Regions from separate parts of the Homo sapiens genome. Here regions 1 and 3 are each linked to region 2. Evidence: chromatin contacts called from ENCODE Hi-C or POLR2A ChIA-PET data. All regions are on one chromosome and are shown on one strand. Each heading gives the region's core, a stretch centred on a gene start or an enhancer-like site at or near the end of the contact. The rest is flanking DNA. Distances are from core to core; before and after follow the strand shown.

Region 1 (3,330 bases), core at 301-2,800, 630 kb after region 2:
CTGCTTTAAAATGAGGGAACACACAGGTACAAAGCACAGGAACTTCCTGGGACGAATTGTTACAATTTCTTTAGCTCTTATGTGAGGCAATTGTTTAAAACCTGACACCTGCCCTGTGAAGTTGGAACTACTGTCCCCAGTTGATAAATAAGGGACATGAAGCTTGGCCACGTCCTGTGACTTGCTTGGGGTCACCAGGCTCAAGGGAGGGAGCTGGGCTTTGCAGCCACAGTGTGCTCTAAATGGGGCTGCTCACCAACCAGCGACCGGCCTTCTCTCCTGCTGCAGGCTTGGTCTCACTCTGGATGGCCTGCCCTGCCCAGCCCCATGCTGCCCATTAGGGGAATCCGTCAGAGGCTTGCCCTGCTTGGGCAGGAGGACTGTCCAGGTAGACTGGGATGCCCACAGAGAGCAGTGGACAGAGGCGAGAAGTGCCTGTCATTTCCAGATGCCACCCACTGAGCAGATGCAGAGGAAAGTCCTCAGAAGGCTGATTCCTCCAAAAAGCTTTGATCTGGGTTTCAGCCCCTGGCAAGCTTAGGGAACTTGAGGGACGTCCCTGGGAAAGGAAGACAAGGAGTGGCTTTATGTGCTTTCCTTCGTTCTGAAAGTAGCACCTGCTTGTGACAAATGCAGAATACAGAAATATAGGCAATAAAAAATAATAAAACAAAAACCTAGAAATACAGGCAGGGCATGGTGGCTCACACCTGTAATTCCAGCACTTTGGGAGGCTGAGGTGGGATGATTGTTTGAAGCCAGGAGTTTGATACCAGCCTGGGCAACATAGTGAGACCTGGTCTCTACAAAAAATAAAAATTAGCCAGGTGCGCTGATGCAGGCTTGTGGTCCCAGCTACTTGGGAGGCTGAAGTGGGAGGATCACCTGAGCCCAGGAGGTGGAGGTTACAGTGAGTCTTGGTGGTGCCACTGCACTCCAGCCTGGGCGGCAGAGTGAGACCCTGCCTCTCAAAAAACTACAATAAAAACAAACCAAAATTGGGTTTGATGGTCTCACTTCATCGTTAACATAAAGGAAAAACAGTAACACTTGTGTCAGAACTATACTCCTGCCAATGGCAACAACGCAGTTCCTGTTCCACTCGCTGAATGAGGTCACGGGTCGTTCACTCATTGTAGTCTTTGTGACGCTATTGTTGGTGATAGAATGATAAAGTTGATGGTCGATTTTGCAAGATACACCTGAGGTACAGGTGCATGGAGCTCCTGATAATGTGTACTGCGTTACATGATCTGTAAATCGTGGGCTACGCATCCTCTACACCCGACTGGAACACGCTTTGCACCTATGCGCACACGTGTTTCGCGGAGAGTGGTGCTCAGCGTTGTGCCAGGCGCTGAATCAGGCTCTGGGGTGCAGCAGTGACCTCGGTGGTCATGTCCCCGCGTCGCCCGGCCACCTCCGCAGAGCAAGCTGAGCAGGGGGCTGGCTGGAGGCCGACGGCGGAATCCCCTCAACGGAGCGCCGCCAGGGGGCGCGCGAGGCAGGGCGGAGCTGCGTACTTTGTCCGCCCGCGCGGCCCGTCGCTCGCGCCGCGGCGGGAAAATCCGACCTGGCCGCGCACCACCGCCCCTTCTCGGCCCTCCTGCGTTTGCCCAGGGTCGGCCCGCAGTGATGGAGGAGGAGGCGGAGACCGAGGAGCAGCAGCGATTCTCTTACCAACAGGTACAGGAAAACGGGGGTCGGGCTGGGCTGGGGCAGGACGGCGTCGAGTTTCTGGACAGAAAAGTACCCGGCAGCCCCCGGCGGCTTCTCATCGGCACCCCGCCCCCGGGCGCCCCCCGCGGCTGCGCATGCGTTGGCTTAACTGCCGCGGGTGGTGCTGGGAGGCGGTTTCCGCGGCAACGCGGCTGGACCCTGGCCTGCGCTGGCTGGGGAGGAAGCGGTTCTAGGGGAGCGTGCGGGCGCCGGGGTCCGGCGGCGAGAGGCCACCTTCTGGCCTTGCGATGAATCCTCGGTTTCCCCTTCTCAGATGGGGTTTTCGTGAGGGTACAACGTCGGCATTAGACATTCCAGGTGACGCCCGTACGCGGTGGGCGGTTCGGGCCGGAGCTCTGGAACGCTGGCCCTGGAGGCGTCGACCCCTCGTTACTGATGCAGGGACGCGGTGCGGACCAGTCAGGCCCAGAGCTCGTCCTTAGATGTGGGTTCGAATCTCTGCCCCGCCAACTTGTGATCGTATCGACTCGGCCCAGACGCAATTTTCTTCTCTGCAAAATCGTCATAAGAATAATCACTTGTCAGGGTAGCTGCGGGCATCCCATTCGTTCCTTTCATCAGCGCCGGGCATATGGGGCGTCAGAGGCTGAGAACGTTGCCGTGAAGAGGCTTAAAAGCAAGACCCGGAGTGGCGACCTTAAAGAGGACGGACTGAAGAAACGCGGGAATGAGCTCCAGACGCGGGAGTTTCCTCTCTACAAAGTTACACTGCAGCAGCTGTCTACCCTGCCCCTTGTCTTTTGAGAAGTTCAAACCTTCAGAAAAGTTGCAAGAACACGGTACAGAATGCCCAGATGCCCGTCACCTTGATTCACCACTAGTTAGCATTTTGCTCTGTTTGCTCCCATGCTTCCCTCCCAGCCCCGCGATTGGAGAATTAATTGCAGATATTTTGACACTTCGCCTTTACATTTTAATTCTTTAGTACACATCTCCCAAAAACAAGGCATTGGCTGGGCGCGGTGGCTCACGCCTGTAATTCCAGCACTTTGGGAGGCCGAGGTGGGCAGATCACTTGAGGTCAGGAGTTCGAGACCAGACTGGCCAACATGGAAACCCCCTCTCAACTAAAAGTACAAAAATTAGCCGAGTGTGGTGGCAGGTGCCTGTAATCCCAGCTACTCGGGACGTTGAGGCAGGGGAATCGCTTGAACCCGGGAGGCGGAGGTTGCAGTGAGCCGAGATCGCACCATTGCACTCCAGCCTGGGTGACAGAGCGAGACTCCATCTCAGAAAAAAAAAAAAAAAAGGCATTCTCCTACTACATCATTTCAATAAATTGTCCCACTCAGGAAGTGGGACAATTAATTTTGATAAAACTCTATTGAATGTGCATTGTCAAGTGCCCCCACTTGTCCTAAAGATGTTTCTTTTAACTGTCTTTTTTCCTTCATCCAGGATTCAGTTAAGGATGGTGCATTGCATTTAGTCATCTTTGGTCCTGCCTACCCTGTTTTTTTTTGGTTGGTTTTTGTTTTTTTTGAAACGTAGTTTCACTCTTGTTGTCCAGGCTGGAGTGCAGTGGCTCCATCTCGCCTCACTGCAACCTCCACCTCCCAGGTTCAGGAGATTCTCCTGCCTCAGCCTCCT
Region 2 (2,982 bases), core at 156-2,655:
ATTGCTGCCCCCCAAAATTGGAGACAGGCTGCGTGTGATGGCTCGCACCTGTAATCCCAGCACACTTTGGGAGGGCGGGGCAGGAGGATCACTTGAGCCCAGGAGTTTGAGCCCATTCTGGCAACAAAGTGAGACCTCATCTCTTACTAAATCAAAATAAATTAGCCAGACATAGTGGTGCACGCCCATGGTCCCAGCTACTCAGGGAGCAGAGATGGGAGGACCACTTGAGCCCAGGAGGTCGAGGATCCAGTGAGCCCTGATCGTGCCACTGAACTCCAGCCTGGGTGACAGAGCAAGACCCTGTCTCAAAAAAGAAAAAAATACATAAATTTTAAAAATTGGAGACACAGGCAAATACACAAGGAATCACAATTTACAGAGCAGAAACCTCCATGGGAACCGGTGCCAGGGTAGGAAAACCTAAGCTGTAATCGACAAACTGCTGGAGTTCAATGTGCAGAACTCTGAGAGTTAAAAATTCCAGGGAGCCGGGCGCGGTGGCTCACGCCTATAATCTCAGCACTTTGGGAGGCAGAGGCGGGTGGATCACGAAGTCAGGAGATCGAGACCATCCTGGCTAACACGGTGAAACCCCGTCTCTACTAAAAATACAAAAAATTAGCTGGGCATGGTGGCGGGCGCCTGTAGTCCCAGCTACTTGGGAGGCTGAGGCAGGAGAATGGTGTGAACCCGGGAGGCAGACTATGCAGTGAGCCGATATCGCGCCACTGCACTCCAGCCTGGGCAACAGAGCAAGACTCCATCTCCCAAAAAAACAAAAAAAAAATGCCAGGCGCGGTGACTCACGCCTGTAATCCCATCACTTTGAGAGGCCGAGGCAGGCAGATCATGAGGTCAAGAGATCCAGACCATCCTGGCCAACATGGTGAAAACCCGTCTCTACTAAAAATACAAAAATTAGCTGGGCGTGCTGGTGGGTGCCTGTAGTCCTAGCTGCTTGGGAGGCTGAGACAGGAGAATCATTTGAACCCGGGAGGCGGAGGTTGCAGTGAGCCAAGATCGTGCCACTGCACTCTAGCCTGGGTGACAGAGCAAGACTCCGTCTCAAAATAAACAAACAAACAAAAAACCACACATAAATGTAACACGTGGATCAACAAAGAAATATCGAGGAGTTTTAAAATGTTTTGAACTAAATGAAAAAGAAAATATAATTTATCAAAATGTGTGGGATGTAGTGAAAGCAGTGCTTAGTGGAAAACTTAAGCATTTAATACATATATTAGAAAAAAAGAAAGAGCTAAAATCAATCATATAAGCTTCAACCTTAGGAAACTAGAAAAAGATCAGCAGATTAAATACAAAGAGAGCAGAAGAAAATGAAATAAAAACTGAAACAAAAATCAATAAAACTGAAAACAGGAACTCAATAGAGAAAACCAACAAAACCAAAAGCTGGTTTTTTGAAAAGATCAATAAAACTGATAAGCCTCTAGCCAGGCTAACTATGAAAAAAAAAGAGAGAAGACACAAATTCCTAGTATCAGAAATGAAAACAGGAACACCGCTATAAGACCCCATGGATTAAAAAGATACATAAAGGGGCTGGGCATGGTGGTTCACGCCTGTAATCCCAGAACTTTGGGAGGCCGAGACAGGAGGATCACGAGGTCAGGAGATCAAGACCATCCTGGCTAATACAGTGAAACCCCGTCTCCACTAGAAAAAAAAAAAAAAAAAAAAAAATTAGCTGGGTGTGGTGGCAGGCGCCTGTAGTCCCAGCTACTCAGGAGGCTGAGGCAGGAGAATGACGTGAACCCAGGAAGCGGACCTTGCAGTGAGCCATGATCGTGCCACTGCACTCCAGCCTGGGCGACAGAGTGAGATTCCATCTCAAAAAAAAAATAAAAATAAAATAAAATAAATAAATAAGAAAAAAAAATACAAAAAAAATTGGCCAGGAGTGTGGTGGCATGCTCCTGTAATCCCAGCTATTCAGGAGGCTGAGGTAGGAGAATAGCTGGAACCTGGGAGGCGGAGGCTGCAGTGAGCCGAGATTGCACCATTGCACTCCAGCCTAGACAACAGAGTGAGACTCAGTCTCAAAAATAAATAAATAAATAAATAAGAGGCTGGGTGCGGTGGCTCACACCTGTAATCCCAGCACTTTGGGAGGCCGAGGCAGATGGATCACCTGAGATCAGGAGTTCGAGACCACCCTGACCAACATGGAGAAACCCCAACTCTACTAAAAATACAAAATTAGCTGGGCATGGTGGCAAGCACCTGTAATCCCAGCTACTTGGGAGGCTGAGGCAGGAGAATCACTTGACCCAGGCGGCGGAGGTTGCAGTAAGCTGAGATCGTGCCATTGCACTCCAGCCTGGGAAACAAGAGCGAAACTCCATCTCAAAAGTAAATAAATAAGAAATATTATGAACAACTCTATGCCTAAAAATTTGATAACCTAGATGAAATTTATCAATTCCCTGGAAGATACAATCTGCCAAAACTCACCCAAGAAAAAGCAAACAATCTAAATAGACCTGTATCTCTTAGAGAAACTAAATCAACAATTAATAACCTTCCAAAACGAAAAGTACCAGACCCAGATGGGTTCACTGGTGAATTGTACCAAACATTTAAGGAAGAAATTACACCAATTCTCTACAGAAGCAAAGGGAATACTTCCTAACTCATTCTGTGAGGTCACCATTATTGTTCGTTTGTTTTTGTTGAGACAGAGTTTCGCTCTTGTTGCCCAGGCTGGAGCGCAGTGGCACGATCTCGGCTCACTGCAACCTCTGCCTTCTGGGTTCAAGTGATTCTCCTGCCTCAGCCTCCCGAGTAGCTGGGATTACAGGCATGCACCACCATGCCCGGCTAACTTTCTGTGTTTTTAGTAGAGATGCGGTTTCTCCATGTTGGTCAGGCTGATCTCGAACTCCGGAGCTCAGGTGATCCGCCCACCTCTGCTTCCCAAAGTGCTGGGATTACAGGCGTGAGCCACCACGCCCG
Region 3 (3,275 bases), core at 147-2,646, 700 kb after region 2:
AGGGCCTCGGCCACAGTGCTGCCTGCTCGCCTGGAGGTTGGTCTGCTTATATGCCAGCCTGTCACTAGCTTATTTCCAAGAAGGATTTAAGCCTGGGGCTTTCTTTACTATTGTGGGGTGGTGTCCTTAGTGGCAGGTGATGAATAGGAACCTGTGTAGTTTACTGGCTTCTGGGCTCCAGAAACTAGATGCCCAGAGAAAATCCTGAGCGTGGGCAGCTGGGGCCCCCTGGTGGTGGAATCTGGTTCTCCACTGCTGCGCGACTTTTCTTCCCAGTCCCCTGACGTTGGGGAGGTGGCAGAAAGAGGAGGTGTTGTGCTCTCTCTTCAGGCCTTTTCTCTGGACTCTACTCTTCCCGTGGATTTTGGGATGGTCCCCAGCCCTTGCTGCTCAGTAGGTGATCGTGGGCCTTCCTGAGCAGAACCAAGCCTTGTTCTTGGAGTGGTGTGACAAGTGAACCCAGAAACAGTCTTCATCTTCCCTGGTGAATTCAGACTCTTTGGGCTACTTTTTACAGGTAGTCCACTGCAAAATACTCTTGTGTCGTGAAAAACCAGTGAGAGATGTGAGAAAGAGGTGCCAGCGTGCATCGTTTGAGAACGGAACATCTTTGGTTTTTTGATGTCCATTGGGTGGCACTGTGATCTTATTTTTGTTTCCATTTTTCTCTGCAGCCAAGCTCTACTCCAGGAAGTGAAAATGTGCTGCCTCGAGAGCCGCTGGTAAGTACCCAAGATATGTGGTATCACTTTCTAGTAATTAAAATGCCACGCGAGTGAAAAGAAACCTTCTGTTCCTATGGTTCTGCGTCAGTAGTGTCCCTTTAAAAGTAGCTGTTACCTAGAGACTGCCTCTGTCAGTGACCTCTGACTTCTCTTCTCGCGTGTGGGGACGAGTGAGATCTCTCCTTAGTAAAGGCTGGTCCTTTCTAGGACTAAAAGCATCCACCCCAGATGGTCCTGCACCACTTTGTTTGTGGCTGATCAATAGTAATTAGTGAGATTCCTGCGCCCGTGGGAGGCTGAGGTGGAGTGAGGTGGCTGGGCTTCTAGATTGTTTGAAGTAGCCGCCCTCTGCTCTGCCCCTCAGGGTGCGAGCGCCTCAGTGGTCTTTAAAGAACAGGTAAGCGATGGAATTCTGGTTTTGCCTGGTCAGTAATTGTGTGATTGTCATTCCCAACGCTGTCTTCTTAGACTATGGATAGGGAAGAGGCCTATTAAGCACTGCAGGTAATTTTCTCTCCCAAGTGCTTTTCATTTGGTGGCCAGAGTCCCAGGCTGCCCACCCCATTTTCATTCTTTTTTGCTTTTCAGGGCCTGCTGTAAGTCCTCTTGGCTGGGTAGTAAGACTGGCTCTGTATAAACCAGATAAGTTTGATGGGAGAGCCAGCTCTAGGTTTAACTTTTCAGAGCTTTTTCTTCCTGCGTAGCGATAGCAGGCGTAGGGCTGTACTGCCAAGGCTTTGTTTCAGCAGGGCCTGTGGTTTCACCTGTTCTGCTTCACTCCCCTTCTGGCAGTCGCGGGAGGAGATGACGTGAGGGACTTAGCGGGTATGAACACGTCTGAATTCCAGTGTGTACGAAGGCTTTCCCAGGCTGAGGGCGAGTTGGATCCAGTTGAGCTGTCTGTAGAAAGGCCGAGGTGATACAAGCACTGCTGGGACTGTTTCAGGGGAGCAGTGTTGTCATTCATGTCACCTGCTGTTACGTCACCAGTTACGGGCTTATATCCCAGCACTCCCACGGTGGCCTCGTTTCACTCTTTTGGTATTGCCCAGTTCCTTCCTTGAGGTCATGGTGGTGGGAAAGCCCAGGAGGCCCCACCTTGCTAGTCTCTCCGGACGTCTGCCTGCTTCCCTGGGGCCTGCCTCAGTGCCCCTCAGGCCGAAGTTGTGGTTGTTTTAGACTGAAGTGCAGATTGAACACCATAGGCCGCTGCAGTCCTTTCCTTCCTCTCTCTTTTCAAATTTTGATGTACCCATTTAACTGGTCATCGGAGGAGTGGCCAGTCCATCTTTTGGGGCTTGATTCGACAAGCTCTTTGGGAGCCCTGAGCAGTTGGCCAGCTCACTGATTTCTGGTATTTGGAGCCCTGCAGACCCCTTGCTCTGCTAGTGTTTCTGTGCCCTGCTCTTCCTGCTGTACTGTGCATCTGCTTGTTGGTTGGTTGTATTTTTATTTCTTTCTTTTCTGGGAGGCCCTGAGCAGTCTTCAAACCCTAGTAGCCTGTGATCGTCCAGAGTTCAGACTCATTCTCTCCAGGCCAACTCCACAATTACCTTATATTTAATTAATATTTTTTCTCCTCTTTACGTACTTGCTGCATAATTGCTCAGAGGAAAGAAAACACATAGCGGCAATTTATATATATATATAAAATAATAATTAAAAAAACCCCCGAAATAAACTCCCATCTCATTTGGGCTGATCCTATGAGTTGGGTAATTAGGGCCCTATTAAAAGGTAGACCCTTTCTCCTTCCCCCACTTTTTTGTTTATTAAATTTTTTATATTAAACTCCCACAGTCTCTCAGTCATGCCCTTATTGCTTTTGGCCAAGCATTTGCAGCAGCCTGATTAAACGGGGGCACCAGCTGAGTCGCGTGGTCTTGTGTGAACTGCTTCTTCCTCCTGGGAGTGGTGTTGGGAGGGTGTCAGGCAGAGGAGCCCGCTGAGGACTCGTGTGGCAGGGCGGGGGCACAAGATGGGCAGCCCCCTTGCACAGAAAGCCCCACAGCTCAGTGTGGTGGTGTTGCGGTTTGTGAAAACACACAGCAGTCAGCCCTTCCACAGGGAGGGAGCTTTCTCAGGCCATGTGTATTTGCTGTCTCCTGCATGCTCAGCTTAGCTCAGCTCAGGCCTGAGGATGGGGAACAGACAATTGAGGAATAAAACTAAACCTTGTTCTTGAGTAATTCACGTGTTTTACTTTGGGAAGAAAAGGCATTTATACATATGAAATAAGAGCAAACTGCACACGACTGTATGTAATTTTAGCAAATAGCACAACATTGTGTATCATTTGGTGCAGAGCTGCCTGGTTGGGCGTAGAAGAGAGCCCCAAGTTATTCAGAGCAGGAAGAGCTCTGCGGAGGGCGAGGGCCACTTAGGGATGGCTTTTGGGAAACTTGAAGCCAGGCCTTGAGGAATGGGATATTTCAGTGTTGGGGGAACACACTGCTAAGTTGTTTTGTTTTTGTGTTTATTATTGTTAATTTTTTCATTTAAGCTTCGGGAAATACATATTCTTTTTGTTTTTAACTGAATGCATATTTT

The links. A loop is a pair of places that touch in the nucleus more often than their neighbours do. ChIA-PET counts read pairs that join two places held with the same protein, here RNA polymerase II (POLR2A). Pooled maps may share reads with other maps.
Region 1: a pooled map shows a loop between it and region 2 (3-fold over the local background). The contact joins the promoter of CENPS-CORT here to the enhancer-like site in region 2. A Hi-C loop is called at or near these places in 1 of 50 pooled maps. POLR2A ChIA-PET finds 5 or more read pairs at or near these places in 4 of 52 experiments (A673, HCT116, OCI-LY7 and 1 more).
Region 3: a loop to region 2 is called in a map with no recorded cell type, with 21 times the contacts of the local background. The contact joins two enhancer-like sites. A Hi-C loop is called at or near these places in 1 of 37 single-sample maps with no recorded cell type. POLR2A ChIA-PET finds 5 or more read pairs at or near these places in 1 of 52 experiments (naive thymus-derived CD4-positive, alpha-beta T cell).

The regions. Positions count from the first base shown.
Region 1 is chr1:10,428,883-10,432,212 of GRCh38, forward strand. It overlaps CENPS-CORT (CENPS-CORT readthrough), which reads left to right and starts at 1,551. Exons shown (of 4, transcript NM_199006.3): 1 at 1,551-1,686. The coding sequence starts at 1,636. It overlaps CENPS (centromere protein S), which reads left to right and starts at 1,551. Exons shown (of 5, transcript NM_199294.3): 1 at 1,551-1,686. The coding sequence starts at 1,636. RefSeq lists a silencer at 1,649-1,898 and an enhancer at 2,149-2,198.
Region 2 is chr1:9,798,871-9,801,852 of GRCh38, forward strand. The region is part of intron 1 of CLSTN1 (calsyntenin 1); the gene reads right to left. Among named protein-coding and RNA genes, the nearest start is that of CLSTN1, 24 kb to the right of the region's middle. Within about 2 kb of position 1,406, at least 4 of the 41 ENCODE cell types and tissues checked have a DNase peak (open chromatin) inside an H3K27ac peak, as active enhancers do.
Region 3 is chr1:10,494,600-10,497,874 of GRCh38, forward strand. It overlaps PEX14 (peroxisomal biogenesis factor 14), which reads left to right. Exons shown (of 9, transcript NM_004565.3): 2 at 675-722. Among named protein-coding and RNA genes, the nearest start is that of PEX14, 21 kb to the left of the region's middle. RefSeq lists a silencer at 73-367 and an enhancer at 830-889. Within about 2 kb of position 1,397, at least 20 of the 41 ENCODE cell types and tissues checked have a DNase peak (open chromatin) inside an H3K27ac peak, as active enhancers do.